Regions from separate parts of the Homo sapiens genome. Here region 1 is linked to region 2. The links are chromatin loops, found by intact Hi-C in ENCODE. Cell type or tissue: natural killer cell. All regions are shown on one strand.

The links. A loop is a pair of places that touch in the nucleus more often than their neighbours do. Peaks named below come from ENCODE experiments on the same cell type or tissue, not always from the same donor. Only the 100,000 strongest peaks of a DNase experiment are listed, where the experiment ranks them.
Region 1: it touches region 2 in a loop (9-fold over the local background); 8 of 110 quality-filtered maps call a loop at or near these places.

Annotation. Positions count from the first base shown.
Region 1 is chr10:127,342,380-127,350,379 of GRCh38, reverse strand. It overlaps DOCK1 (dedicator of cytokinesis 1), which reads right to left. Exons shown (of 52, transcript NM_001290223.2): 31 at 6,634-6,734. Among named protein-coding and RNA genes, the nearest start is that of INSYN2A, 150 kb to the right of the region's middle. RefSeq lists an enhancer at 3,531-3,680. In natural killer cell, no CTCF peak of the experiment used is centred here; no DNase peak of the experiment used is centred here.
Region 2 is chr10:127,240,549-127,248,548 of GRCh38, reverse strand. DOCK1 (dedicator of cytokinesis 1) reads right to left here. Exons shown (of 52, transcript NM_001290223.2): 28 at 440-541. Among named protein-coding and RNA genes, the nearest start is that of INSYN2A, 48 kb to the right of the region's middle. In natural killer cell, CTCF peaks have their summits at 4,636 and 4,837 (motif pointing left); a DNase peak (open chromatin) is centred at 4,828.

The DNA.
Region 1 (8,000 bases), 100 kb before region 2:
TAGGGGAGTGCCTGGTGGGTGGGGCTACAGAACACAGAGCTGGCTCCTGTTTGAGAGACCAGGGGGTGAGGGGTGCACCGTGAGCAGAGGCTGCAGGAGGCAGGTTTTTTTTAAAGCGTCCCCGCTGCCGCCACTTTTTTTTTAAGTTTCATAAACTTTTCTGACATAAAAAATACATGTATTAACCAGCACATATATTAATATACATGCATGTGTATAAAGTTTTATGAAATGATGCTTAACCTTACTGCCTGCAATGAATGCTGATATTTTTTCCTAGATTCTATTTCACTGAAAAAAGAAAAGAAAAGTCTATTGGTCATGACTAGTGTGGGTTGGATTGTCTCCCCTTTAAAGCTATGTTGAAGTCCTAAACCCTGGTATCCATGACTGTGACCTTATTTGGAAATAGAGTCTTTGCAGATGTACTCAAGGTAAGATGAAGTCATACTGGAGTAGAGTGGCCTCTAGATCCAGTGACCTCTGTCCTTATAAGGAGAGGGAGATTGAGAGACACAGACACATAGGAAGACACAAAGAAGAAGGCCACAGGAAGATGGGGCAGGGATTGGAGTAAAACAGCCACAAGCCACGGAATGCCAAAGACCGGGGCAGCCACCGGAAGCCAGGAGAGAGGCAGGGAATAGCTTCTCCCTCAGAACCTCCAGAAGGAACCAACACTGCCCACACCTTGATTTGGGAATTCTGCCCTCCATAACTGTGAGACAATCAATTCAAGCCACCCGGTTTGTGTTCACTGTTATGGCAGACCAGCCTAGGAAATGGATATGATGGCCCTTTAAGTGAATATTCTGACCCAATCAAAGGTTGAGACCTGCAGTTTGAAAAATGCTTTCCTAAGGAAAGAGAATAGAGTGTGAAGGCCTAAGACCAAGGTGTGCGGAACCCCCACCGCCACTTGATGCTGGGGTGCAGGGGTAGGAATCTGACAAGAGAGAGCAGACACCAAAAAGCTTGGAGAAAAGCTCAGGAGAGTCCTGAGAGCGAAGAAAAGCATGTTCTGAGATGGAGGGAAAGAAGAAACATGTTGAGGATGTGGGGAGAACATCTAGGGAGCTGAATACCCTCCATCTGCTTGGGGGCAGCCAGGACCTGGCTGAGGTTCTGGGGCAATGCAGTGCCCAGAGCCAGCATCGGAGTGGGTGGGAGGTGGGGAAAGGAGACAAGGAAAGGGCTGAGATGGACCTAAAGGAAGCTGGAGGGAGCTCATGGCTGGGGTGAGGCATTTTTAACTTCATGGGAAAGACTGGTGGGTTCCTAAAGAGGTGAGAGGGGGTGGGACATCAAAAACAACACCACCGGTGCATGTGGGACACAGTGAGCTTTTCTGACTTGAAGTTGGCACAGGTCACCACTTGTTAAGTCTAACTCCCTGAGTCTCCTTCTAATAAGTGAATTTAATTTTGAATAATTTCAGTCTCTTGAAAAAAATGAGCACAGACACAAATTAAATTGATCGTATCTCCTGTTATAATCAGGAATATACAATTGCAGCTTCTGATTAGGTCACGCTGCAAAACGGCATGCATGGCATGTTTATTTCCTGTTAGTTTCCTTAAAGGTAGTATCTAGAGTTTGACATAATCTTCTGGAGAAGATTCTGCAGAACCCAGTGTTTGGTCAGATGGGGATATTTTGGTCCCATTGTGAAACCTATCCTCTTAGAACACTGCAGACTTCTATAATTACAAAAAAACAAAAACAAAAACAACCCACCCACCCCGCCAAAACTGAAAACAGCCTAGGGACCAGGTGGGGAGGTCTTTGTGGATGGTCTCTCTGCACTGAGCTGGACTTTGCCATCAAACTTAACCTCTTGCGCTGAAATTTTAAGTGAGCATTTTATGCTTAGATATGTGGGAGGCCCAATTCATGAACCCTGTTCCTCTTCCGGTCCTGAACACAGAAGCTCCTTTGCAGTCATTCAACACACTGTCCCACACCAGGATGCACGTGTCTTACATAACAAAATTATCAAGCTGGCTGCTAATCAAAAGTCATTCCTTTTACATTTTAGACATATTTCCTGCACCCCAATAATGTAAAAAAGGCTAGGGGGCTGGGATGGGAGGAAGAGCTGCTGGTCAGGCTTAGAATTCTGTTGACATCTCTGTCCTTCCTTGGGAGTCACTAGCACCAAGGATGTCTGAAGGTTGAGCCAGTTAAATTTTCATATTATGGACTTGATTCCTAGGGGTTATTTATTTTGTGGTACACTGGCGAATCTCATACTCAATTTGGGTCTGACATAATCAGTTCTCTGCGTGGTATGGCCCATTCTTTTATTTACTCCCATGCACTTTGGGGAATGTCTTTAGAATGAAAATCCTAATTATCTCCCCAACCTCAGTCATTAGGAGGATGGAGCAGGCAGGTTTCCTGATGCTGGAATTTCTATTGTTTTGAGCCACAAAGCTGTGGACCAAGCAGATGTGAGGAGCTGCAAGGGCTTAGCAAGGGGGAAGGGAAGGGATGGGAAGGGAAGGGAAGGGAAGGGAAGGGAAGGGAAGGGAAGGGAAGGGAAGGCTGAGGGGTTGGGGATGCTCCCTCAGATGCCTTAGGTTGGATTCACAAGCCCTAGAGTAAGAGACAGGCCCCAGATGGAGGCAGTGCTGAGCCTACTAAGTGGGTGTGTCATGGCTCCACCTTTATACCACATGCCTTTCCCCCGAGAAACAGACAGGTGCATGCATCAAGCTCCACGGGGCTCCAAGTCAGCGCCCATCGTTTGCCCAGAGTGTGAGGTTGACTCCCAGACCACGAGCCCCCACACCCCGCCCCAAGCTCCAAGCTGCTCCCTTACACTTCGACAACCCAGATCATGTCTCTGCTCATATGTAGATGGCGCCATGCCCTTTGGCACTCGATGTCCCGTGGCAAACCTCTCAGCTGCCTTCACCACCCAGCCGGGAAGCCCAAGCTGCCAGGAGGCCTCTGTCTCCCACGGCTGAGCCCCACGGGCCGTCTCCGGGCTGCCAAGGCCCTCCGTCACCACTGCATGCGTGCCCCACTCCACTCATGATTTTTGCTTCTCCATTTACCCCACTAGACCATGACCTTCTTCGTCACGAGGTCTGTGTCTTTGTCCCCGGCACCGGGACCATGGCCCGACTGAGCACAGAGTGGGCACTGAATCCCTTTTATGCGGACAATTTTAAACAAATCACATTTCTAGGCACTGTATGTGCCTGAGAAAATTTAAGCATTGGGGTAGGACATCGTCATGTATTTCTTATGCAGGTTTTGCTATTTAGAAATAAAATTTGCAAATGGACTATGAAGGGCTGAAGGCTTATCAAGTGGCATGAAGACTACAACAAATAGGGCTGACCCTCCACACGTGTGTGCCGCGTGGCCTGAAGGTCAAGGCAGTCTTATCTCAGGCTCCGGGGGCTTTGTCCTGGATCTCCTGTCACCTCCACAAGCGGAGCAGAACTCATGCCCCTGGAGAGGCCCCTCAGACAGCACAAAGCCCTGAGGCTGTCCTGCCAGTGTCTTGCAAAGACAACTTCTGAACTGCCTGGGGACTTTCCTGGGGGAAATCCAGAGTCTCCTGTTGCTATCGTTGTGACAAAGAGAATACGAAAGCCCTAGGCAGAGGCCCTGGGTGGCTCCTGAGGGGGCGACACCAGCTGGCTGTGTGTAATTTTCCGTGGCTTTGAAGATTCTGAATCCACGCCACTACGTGGGAAGCAAACGTTTTCTTTAGTAGCCAAGGCCCTTCGAGGTTAATGTTTTTTTTTCTTTTCGTTTTGGTTTTTGAGACAGACGGTCTCACTCTGTCAGCCAGGCTGGAGCGCAGTCGTGTGATCATGGCTCACTGCAGCCCCGACCCCCTGGGCTCAAGAAATCCTCCCACTTCAGCCTCCTGAGTAGCTGGCACCACAGGTGCGCGCCACCACACCTGGCTAATTTTTGTATTTTTTGTGGAGAAAGGGGTGTTGTTGTGTTGTCCAGGCTGGTCTCAAACTCCTGGACTCAAGTGATCCTCCCATCTTGGCCTTCCAAAGTGCTGGGATTACAGGTATGAGCCACCGCACCGCTGTTAGTGCATGTCTTGATGTTGCCTTAGGCTCTTAACGCTCACACCAACAGAAGGAAGGGCCCAGCACACAGCTGCCCTGCTGGGGCTTGCGGGGTGCTCGGCCCCACCACTAAGAAGATGCCAGCTCTTTTGAGGCAGATTTCCAGTTTAAATTCACCTCTCTTCTCCCGCAGGCATCTCCGAGGCCAGGAGCTGTGGCTGGGCTCGGGTCCCAGCTTCACCCAATAGCGGGCGCTGGACACTTGGGCAGGTGGCTTCACCTGCTGTGGCCGAGCTGTCCTTTTGCTGGACGGGACAACAAGGGGCGCGTGCTGAAGGAGGTGTGTCCGCACCTGGTGGATTACAGTGCGTTGAAGTGCGTTGTGCCGCACTGTGCTTTGTGTGTGTTGGTCACTACCGTCTGCACTACAATTCCCAGCACAAAGGCAAATCAACAAGAACAGCAACAATTACAAAGCACCATCCCTCCCTTCCCCTGGGCCCTGAGGGAGCGTGCATTCCACAAAGCAGGAGCCTGCGCCCCTGCTGAGCCAGTCTCCAGAAGATGCAGCCTGGAGAAGTCTGTCTCTTGATGCTGGAAGCCAGGACGAGCGACAGACACCTGTGCAGGCCCCAAGGTGGTGGGCTGCAGCTGCTGCGTGCCGCTTCGGTAGTCACAGGCGAGCACCCACTCTGCCTACACCATTCTCAGTGCTTGGCTCAGCAAGTGCATTTCTTGTTTCTGAACAATGATCACTGTTTACACAGATGGCTGTCAGGCAGGAATCACCCAGCTGAGGAGGCCTGAAGGAAAGATGGCCAGGTGAAAGGTGATCTTTACTTAGATAGGTGCAGACCAAAAGCTCGAAGGTTCTAAAAGCAGCCCAGGTGAAAATCGTGGGCCCTGAATCGCCTAGATTAGAATGCTGCTTTGCCACATTCTAGGTGTGGGACTGGCCAAGTGGCTCGGTCACTGTGTGTGACCTTCCTCATCTAGAAACTAGGGCAGATACGAGGGCCTAAGGAATGGTTTTGCTTTTTAATGATTATAGAAGAAAAATGCACATGAAATGCTTAGAAAGTCACTGACATAAAGTACAGGCTGAGTAAATGATTTGCTGAAATATACTCATGCTTTGCTTAATGACAGGGATATGTTCTGAGAAATATGTCACTGGGTGATTTTGTCGTCGTGTGAACGCTGCTGAGTGAACTTACACAAACTGAGATACTACAGCCTACTACACACATCGGCCATACGGTATAGCCTACTGTTACTAGTCTACAAACCCGTACAACATGTTTGTAATGTACCATGTGACTACAATAAATACCACAGGCAAATGTAACACAATGGTGAGTATTTGTGTATCTAAACAAAGAAAAGTTACAGTAAAAATACAGCATGTAGTCTGTGGTTATGCAGTACGTGACTATAATTCTTTCTTTCTTCTCTTTTTTTTTGAAAGGGGGTCTTGCCATGTTGCCCAGGCTGGAGTGCATGGCAATTCACAGGTATGATCGTGGTGCACTGCAGCCTTGACCTCCTGGGCTCAAGTGATCTTCCTGCCTCAGCCTCCTAAGTAGCTGGTATTACCACTACTGGCTGAGCACCAGAGCCCAGCTTATGACTATAATTCTTACTCTCCAGAGATGATGTGCTTTGGATTTGCCTTGAAAGTGAGATACAGACTCACAGGATATAAGAGCAGCTGCCACCTTCTGAAACTCTTTCTGGAATCTCTAACCTCAGCTAGCAGCATGGAGTTGGCCAAGCCTTAGAACAGTCGAGATATTGCAGAGGTATTTATAAAATGACAAACAGAGACTGATGACGTGGCAACACCAATGCAATTTCAGAACTCTTCTCAAAAGGACTTATGAAAGGAACACCGACAGCAGTGAGAAATTAGTGAAACGGAGGCAGAAAGAGACGAAGCAAGACCCTCCGGGTGTCCAAACAGGGGAAGGAAACCCATGCAACAATGGTGCTTCTTGATACTGAGTCATGAGCGGTGCATGATGCAAACTGGGGTTACAGAGCTGGAGGGGCCGGCAAGGATCTCGGCTTTCATGGAGCTTTGGAGAGGTTTATTTACAATGATAGAAGGTGCCGCTTCAGTCCATTCAAAGCTCCTGCCCGGAAGAAGACAGGGGTTATCTGCTGCCAAGAAGGAACCCCGATAGCTCTAACTCCCCAGTGAGCTGTTCAACAATCCCAATAGAGCCAAGAGCTTTCATCAGAAGCTCCTTTCGAATTGAAGAATTAAGCAATAAAGTCAACCACATGTGAAATGACATCAGAATAGTGCATAGCAAAAGGAATTATCTCCGGAAGCTGAAATTCTGTGTTGCACTAATAGTCTTGGATTACACTGACCTGGAACCTTCCAGGATGAGTCCTGCAATTTTAGATCTTGATTCATGGGTTAGAAAAGGCAATACCTGATTGGTGATTTAAAACCACCCTTTCATTACACCGTGATTACATCTCAATTTGTATCAAGTTGGCTTAGAAATGACATGAAAATTATGCGATTAGAGTTGGAGGCTCCTGCCTGCAGTTTCAGAGCTAGATGAGAACTTACTTGTTAAGGATTTTGGCTCTCTTGGCACTTGAAAAATTCTCCAGTTGCAGGGACTCTTGAGTAAGGAAAGCAACAGCCAGGTGAAAGTAGTTGTTCCACAGCTGAAAACCAAAAAGGAGGAGATGCTAAGTTGTTGAACAGCTTGATATAGGATCTCAACAATGCTCTCAGACATTTATCATTTGCTCAGCACACACTTCTGAAAAGTTAAAAAAAAAACCCACACTCACTCTATACATGTTGCTAACCAGCCACCCACGGTGTAATTCAGGCCTTAGCGTGTGGGCTCAGAGGTCACGGTGCACATATTCAAATCCCGGGTCTGCCATTTACTCAGACTCTAACCTCTCTCTGCCTCAGTTTCCTCATGGATAAAATGTGAATTTCAAGAGTATCTATCTTATAGGAGTGCTCAGAAGATCAAAGAAGTAAATATATGCACAGAATTTAAGGCGGTACAGAGCATGTGTAAGCACTTCATCAATGTTAGCTCTTTTTTATTGAGATGGAGTCTCCCTCTGTTGCCCAGGCTGGAATGCAGTGGCATGATCTTGGCTCACTGCAACCTCTGCCTTCTGGGTTCAAGCAATTCTCCTGCCTCAGCCTCCTGAGTAGCTGGGACTACAGGTGTGCACCACCATGCCTGGATAATTTTTGTATTTTTAGTAGAGATGGGGTTTCACCATGTTGGCCAGGCTGGTCTTGAACTCCTGACCTCAAGTGATCCACCTCCCTCAGCCTCCCAAAGTGCTGGGATTACAAGTGTGAGCCACCATGCCTGGCCAATGTTAACTTTTATTAATGTAATTATGAAGCTCCTCACTTAAGAATAGTATAGATTTCCATAATTTAGGACTCTTTACCCCCAAATCACACATACACTAGACAAGGAAAACAAATGTAAAGAGATCAAACATTTCTTCTTTCAATAAACCCATATTTCAAGGGTTTATGGACTACATATATGCGGTTTAAAAGACAACGGCCTTTAGAAGAAGAAAGTTGTAGGTCTCAGTTTTCTCATTTACAAACCAGGGATAATATGTATTATATCAAAGGAGATAGCTGCAAAGAGTTCTATAAAAATAAAGTGTGAACATTATATTGACTCTATTTTTAATTACCTGAGAAGTAAGGGGAAATTTAAGAGCATTTGTAGGATTTGAGAAAAGTCTGTTGGGCTTGCATTTATCCAACACTTCCCATGAACAGCACACTTTCTATAGTAATACACCAGCTCATTTGATCACCACAGAATAACCAAGTAGGTGCTGTTATCCCCATTGCAGAGCTGAGATTTAGAGACCAGCCCAAAGCTACAGGTAACACATGAAGCAGAATGGGGGTCTGAGCCAGGCACCCCCAAC
Region 2 (8,000 bases):
CTGATGAGCTTCCATGATTACAGCTAATTAATAATGGAGTACAACTTAAAGCTGAAAAGTCACTCTGGCTTCTGCTATTAAAAAGTCAACCAATAAATGAATAGGAGTTAATGGGAGACTATCCATGGATAACATCTCCAAATTTCCAATTATCCCAAAGCACAGGAGAAGAAACTGTCACCAAGAAAGACAAGAGATTTCCCTGGGCTCAGCCCCTGAGTCATTCTCCATTCAGCCCTAGAAGCAAGTCTGCAAGTCCGGACCCTTGTCTTGTTAGAAACAAGGCTTCAGTCAGACCTTCCCAGGAGGCATTTGAAATCAATCAGAGACAAGTTCTCATGCAAAATCCTATTTTAAATGAATATATTGATATCAGGCTTTTGTCTAAAGTGCTGGCCCTAAAACATGGTTATGTGAACAGGGTGAAAGGGACACTTACTACCACATCAGTCCTCATTTTCCCAAAAGTCTTGATCAAGTGGGCATAATGGTAATCTTCCATTTGTCGTAAAATAGCTGTCATGCAAGCCACGAAGTTTCCCTGTAAATGAATCAAAAGATAGAATTAGATGAGACAGAGCAACACTCATGGGAAAAGCCGAAATCATCCCAGATTCTGGGACTTGAAACTGTCAGGGAGAAGCAACGGGGCATGGGCAGGGAGCCCTGGGTTCTGCTGCCCCTCTCTCAGGGAAGATCAGCATAAGGCATGGGTCACTTCCAACCTCAGGAATGTTTTTTGGTAGGGGGTCCTTAGAATATCAAGTTGAAAGTAGAAAGAAAAGCAAAACCCTTGAGGGGGTCTCACAATGCTGAGGACATGAGTACACAGTAACATGAATGAGAAACACTGGTGCACTCACACTCAGGGCTGTATTTTATTCTCTCTAACTATTAATACCTCAAGTGTTTCCTGATACAGGGTTGTCCAGACTGGAAAAATAAGCTTGAAATACTTTTGCATTAAATACAAGAAAATTAAAGACAGGATGGAAATCATGGGAACTTCTGTTTTGTGCTCTCTTGGAAACTTGCTGCCCTTATTATCCGGCAAAATGTGTGTGCAGCCTCTCCTCTTGGGCCATGGCAAAGAAAGGCCTCTAATTTCTCAAAATCAGCCTGTATCCCCCTGTGCCCGATGTGGAGGCAATCACCACAACTCCACAATGAGTTATGGCCCAATTCTCCTCCCCGAGAAGAAGGACAGGAGGAATGTGGGCTCATCAGAATGTCAAGTGGGAGAGCTGGGAGTTTCTCAGACCAGACGGAGCTGGGTGGAAAGGAAAAGAAGGAGGAAAAAAGAAAGCAACACAGAAAATCAAGAATGGGGAAGGTAAAGGGCCAAAGCTGAAACGTCTCTCCGGCTGTTGCAAATGGAGGCAGCCAGTATGTGTGTGGACGTGGGTGTGCACACGTTTGTTTGCGTGCCCTGAAGGGTGTTTGCTTTGGTGGCGGGTTGTGAGCTAGGCAGTTCTGTTGCCATTAACTGCAATTGCTCACTGCTAGGCTTTGTAGCTAACAACATTGTAAAGCCTTCCTTGCTTTTAAATATTGCCCCCTAAGTTAATGACATTTTAAGAAACACAGGATATATATTTTTTCCCATTAAGCCAGTACAAGTTTGGTAAAATTATAGCATGAAACACACTTTGAGACATGTCCCTATTTTTTCTCTATTAAATGAGCTCTCAAATTGCATTCTTTTACTAACTCTCCTTTTACCAGCAATATATCAGAATGCCTAAATGTCTTTTATATTAATTTGGAATACAGGCTTTACAGTGAAATGTTAAAATCCAATATTTTCTCCAATCCATTTTATACCTATAGTACACATATCTACTTCCAAATGAGTCCTCGAAGGACGCATTACTCAAATTGAACAAACACAATAATGATGATATGATATCTTCCATTTGCCCAGAAATATAAATTATTTGTGAATGATGATAATTGCTGAGATTTAGATTCCAAGTTGGTGTTCAGGGAAACAGCTAAATAATGCTTGTTTTCCATTGAGGCAATGATTAGTAAAATGGCAAAATTTGTGAACTTTTGAAACATATAAATATTTGGCATACCATTCAGCTCAAGAAAGGCTGCCTTTGTATCTTGTCTACTCCTTATGACAATGAGATGTGTCCCGTGGATAATCGTCTTAATAACAACACTGTCACTTTAATAGAATACGACCTCTTTCAATCACACACAAATTTCTCTTCCTGTGCCACTTTACAGGCAGTGAAACTGAGGCTTAGAGGTTTCACTCTCTGAAGGAGTGAATGGCAAAGCTGGGTGTGGAGGCTGTACTCTAGGACTATAAGACAGGTACTTACTGGCTGACCTCATTTCTTTACCCCTCATCCAGATGCACATTTTAACTCTTCCTCTAAGGAATCTGAAGCCACTTCTGATGACCAACACAAGGTAGAGATTCACTTTCCTCTACGCTTGCAGTCATCAGAGAAAGCTGGAAGAGGGTGAGGAAGAAGAGGCTTCGAAGTACTCTGCCCACAATTGACCCTGATGCAGTCGCTGACCCGGACTCTTCCCCTTGAGAGGAGGAGCTTTTCCCGCTGAAGAAGAGGCCTATATCAGCCTAGGTGAACCTAGTAGGTGCTGAAATCAATTTTCTGCAGGTCAAACCAGTTACACAATGGAGACTTACACATTAGAATAAATGAAATCACAAAGTCAGCTATTTATCACCAGAAGCAATGTATCAATGTGCTTAGCTTAAATGATCAGGCTGAAAGTAGAAAGAAAAGCATAATCCTTGAGGGGGTCTCAAAATGCTGAGGGTATGAGCACAGAGTAACACTAATGAGAAACATCAGTGCAGCCAGACTCAGGCCAGATGACGTGAACAGGTGACGTGGACATACTGAATTCAGGCAGCAGACTGTCACGTCATGCGGAGAAATTCATGCAAGGCAACAAATGCCAAAACCGTTGTAACACAGAAAACGAAAAACTGAAGCGAACACAGCAATTTCCATAAAACAAGTCCTGGGAGGATGTAAATGCCCCGTGGGGAAGTCTCTCTGGAAGAGCATATCAGAGAAGGCAACCACGCGGCCCCTTGTTTAACTGCGATGGGGATTAATTACAGGAGGCCCAGAAGGGCCAGAAGGATGGGCCATCTCCACAAGTTAGAGGCGGTGCTGCCGGGCACTGTGCGTGCCCTCTTTACCAAACTTAAGGAAATGTTCCAGAAGTCATGTGCATCGTTCAGTCTTTCCTTTCTTAGCGAAAGTAAGTCTTGCTTTTTCAGCTCTAAGGTGAAGCATGAACTCCATTAGGAAACGGATGATCTGCATATTAAAATTCACTGAAATGCCCCTCCCCTTCCTCCCTGCCCTTTGGGAATGGAGTCCCATCCTTGGGTTATCAGTATTTTTTTGGGCAAATACTGCAGATACCATGAAGCCTTATGGTTTCCATGAACACAGCAGAACCCTGCAGCATATCTGTGGGCTTATAAGGGTGGATAAAACGGGTATTTATGGAAGCCTTTTGAAACCAGTCATTTATTAGGAACAAAAGTGAGCGAGCTCTGTGAAAATAAAACTTTAATTCTGTGTGCTCAGAAGAAAATTACTATTCTGTGCTTTAACTGATTTATTTTAAATGCATTTGGGAGATGACTCCTAAATGAAGCTTTTATCTTCTAGACAATGGGTAGGCTAGCAGGTAGGCTGGGAGCAAAAGCCACTGTGCAGAACCATCCCTGAGCCTGAACATAGGGACTAGGCTCCAGCACCAGCAGCTGAGTAAAAATAAGTCAATAAGTAAAAATAAGACATATTCCTTATAACTTCAAAGCAATGCAAAATGGGGCCACAGAAGTCAGGATATACTTGCAGAAAATTTAAAAACCAGGACACTAAATGCCTAATAAACAACAAAAAAAAGTGAACCTCATTAGTAATCAAAGATGAAAATGATACATCATTATTTGCCTGCCAAAATAGCAAAGAAGTATTTCAATGATGATAATGTGAGCAAGGGTGCAGGGAACGAGGACTCTTGTGTGCTGTTGGTGGGAACATAAATTGCTATAACCTTTTTAAAAAGTGATTTGGAGATAGGTTTGAAAAGTCTTGAAAATAAATACTCATCTCCTAAGTAATTCTACTTCTGATAATCTACCAAAGGAAGTAATTCAAAATAGAAAATTTCATACCCAAAGATGTCCATAGCATTGCTGAAAATTCTAAACATCCACCACAAGAAACTGTGTAAATAATATGATATTTTGTAGGGTTGCAAGATAAAGTACAGGATGCCCAGTTCCATTTGAATCTCAGATAAACAAAGAAAAATAAATATGTCCCAAACGTTGCAATGAAATATTACATGAGAGATACATATACTAGAAAAAAAAAACTGTTGTTTACCTGAAGTTCAAGCTGAACTGGGGGTCCTATATTTTTATTTGGCAAGTCAAGCAATCATAACTTGTGTTATGATGAAATATTGTGCAACCATTAAATCAAGAAACATTATGCAAATATGGAATATTTTAATAGCATGAGAAAATAATTGAAGAGGAAAACTGCAGTAATTATGTATACACATTTGACCAATATAAAGAATATATAGTACAAGAAAAACAAAAAATGACTAGAAAAGATACCAGATAGTCATGAGTGGAGGGAGACTAAGCCCAGATTGTTTTTATAAAGAGAAAGTATGTTAATATTTTTAAAGGTGGTCCAGAAAGAAAAGGATCCATCTGGCAGGAGGGACAAACTCTCCCTGCCTGCCCCTGATCTAGTTCCATTTCTTAAGCTCCTGTCTTAAAAAATCTCTCTCGCAGGGCTCCCCCTGTTGGTGTGGCCTTGGCTACTGCCTGGCACTGCTCCTGGAGGGAGCCCTGGACAGAAGTCGTCCCCGCACACCCCCAGCCCTCCTGGAAGTACCTCAGTGCCCCAGTTTTAAATGTGTTTGGGCCCCCATTTCACTAGGTAGGTTGATAGGAAAAATGGAGAACAGGTAGAACTGAGCACAGGTAGAAGGAAGGGCAGGTGGAATTGAGCACAAGTAGAACTGAGGCTGGGTAGAAGGAAAGGCAGGTGGAACTGGGCACAGGTGGAAGTGAGTCTCAGTAGAAGGAAAACAGCACAGGTAGAATGGGGTGCTGGTGGTGGAGCAGGGGGACATTCAGTGACAGGCAAGTTGAATGCAGGATGTCATTGCAGGATATAAAAACAAAAGGCTAACAAAAGCACAGACTGGTGAATGGAAACTCAGGATGAGACATATCTTTTAAACAGTGCCTTTGTCAACTATGCCTAGTGGAAGGTCTAAGTATGAATTAGAAGAAAAAAATCCAAAGGGTTTTAATTCATATTCTTGAGGAGCTGTGAAGGTGTAATAAAAATGGACTTAGCCATGTGACTTGGATAGCAGGGTATAAAATTGCTCCTGGTAATTTCATCAGCCAGACAAGAGCTGTCTCAATCGACCCTGGAGCTCACACTTTGTACAAAGCACAGATTTGCTCTCTGGGACACACAACACAGGCAGAAATTTTAACGTTCTTCTAAGTTCTCTAAATTCCAAAGGATCTCTGGGCAGTTCCCAGCCTCAGAAGCTGTTGGAGCTGTAAACAGAGACACAGGAGTGACGAGTGTGGACGGTAGGTGCCCGGTTTCAATAAAAGGAGAACCCTGAAGACTGAATCCGGGATTATGCTTCATGATTTCAACTGAGGTCTTGTTACAAAGTTTAACCGTGTTTTCACTAAGGCAAGGACTTTGAAGAGGAAATCTCACTCAAATGCTTAAATTTCAAATATATTAATGAAAATAAACCCATCTTATAATCATCATAAAAAGCAATGAAAATGAATTATCCAGTAACATTTTAAAATATATTACTAAACAACAACAACAAAAAAAACATAATGGTGATGACTTCTGGATGATTTTTCTTTTGGGGCGCATTCAAGCCAAAGAATCAATACTGTAAAGCAATATTATGAAGAAGAGAATATAGGAAAAGGGAATGTAACTGAGAGTCAAGTCCTTCTTTAAAATGATTTGAAATAAATCCAAGTATGAGTGAGTTCTTAGAGCTGATAAGATAGAAGGCCAACAGAGCACAATGGCTTTCTCTTTTGTAGAGGGAAAGCCAATGGCAAAATGTTCATAGGTGGTATTTTCTGTGAGAAAATATGAAAGAGAAAAACAGGGAGTCCAAAAAACAAACAAAACCTCAAAATGTTATAAATTAGCCCCAAACTCCTGCAAAGTCTGCACAGAGCTGAAGTTTTTCAAAATATACTTAGGGGTTGCCTACATCACAAATTAGAAACTATTTAAAACATGCATTCCCAGTTCCTCACATTAAATGACAGTAAGGCACATATTAAAACTGCACAAGCCCACAAGGACCAGGGGACTCTGAGGAGATGCAACTAAAGACAAGAGAATTCTGGAAGCAGGAAAGAGGGTGATGAGTGGGTACCAACTGCCCTCAAGGCAAGAACGTGGTGACATTTAACAGGAAGTCTGTGAATCCCTGGTGCAAAACCCAAGGAAGGCCCAGAAACTGGAGGGTGCCAGGTACTCAGGAGGCTACATGTGAGATGAAAAACAACAGTGCTGATGGCTTTGAAATGTGACCCTATATCCAGTCTGCCTATGCCCAGCATGTCCAGTGAGGGGCTCTCCAACTCACTCCTGGGGAGAGGACCACATGTTTACTCTCTGGACAAGGGAGGTACCTGAAAAGCAGAAGAAAATGACAAGAACCACCTGGAAGAAACACCTGTTTAGTTTGATGTCAAACCAAACAGTATACTCCCCTCTCTCTTTTCTGCTCAGCTCCCAGCATATCAGCAAGGAGGCTTAAACTAACCCCTCCTAACCTTAGTCCCAAACCAAACCTAGAAAGAAGACCAGAAGAATCCTCTTTGGTGAAAATGACCAGCCAAAGAGAACATAAGCACTAATACTAAGCATGGAGGTTCCAAAAGTATGACAGCTCAGCCCATCCAGGCTTGCCATGCAGGAAAGCCCATGCGCCTCCATGCTCTGTGCACAAACTTGGAGACAGAGGGTCTGAGCAAGAGTACTGGGCCTTGTGAAAAAAATTCATCCAGCATTAATAAAGGAGGCCCAAACAAACAAAAACAGAACCCAGAGGAAAGGAAGAACATTTAGAAAATGTAAGAGAAGTAAAAAAACTACAATAATAATAATTATTATTGTTATTATTTTTGAGATGGAGGGTTGCTCTGTCTCCCAGGCTGGAGTGCAGTGGTGCGATCTCAGCTCACTGCAACCTCCGCTTCCTGGGTTCAAGTGATTCTCCTGCCTCAGCCTCCGGAGTAGCTGGGACTAGAGGTATGCCACGCCTGGCTAATTTTTTGTATTTTTAGTAGAGACAGGGTTTTGCCAGGTTGGCCAGGCTGATCTCGAACTCCTGATCTCAGGTGATCCACCCGCCTTGGCCTCCAGAGCATTGGGATTACAGGCGTGAGCCACCGCGCCCAGCCAAAGAACTATAATTACTATCCTCAGGTAGATATGAGATTATATTCATGATCATCATATCTTCCTTATATTCCTCCCCCAGCTTAGTGATTTTCAGGACAAGTCAAACGATTTGCCCTTATAACTATCATATTTCTCAGATTTAAAATAATAACATACTTGGAAAAATCTTGCAAAATTCTATAATCCTTGTAACATTGTTCTTTCACTTATATTTGTTGAAATAGAAATGAGATAGCTTCTCCTTGTTGCTTTGATTTTCTCACACATGTGTTTTCATATTATATAGAATTTCTTTAAAGCTACCTCAAAATCCTTTTAAGATTAAGGGGGCGGGGAGTATAAGAAAGAAAGAATAATTAAAAATATAGAAAGAACGATGTTGTAAAATGAGGACAGAGGATAGTGTGCAGTGCCGCATACATTGAATGTCAGGAGTCATCGCTGTGCCCTCAAAAAGTATGTCACGTTTTATTAATTAAATATTTGATTAAG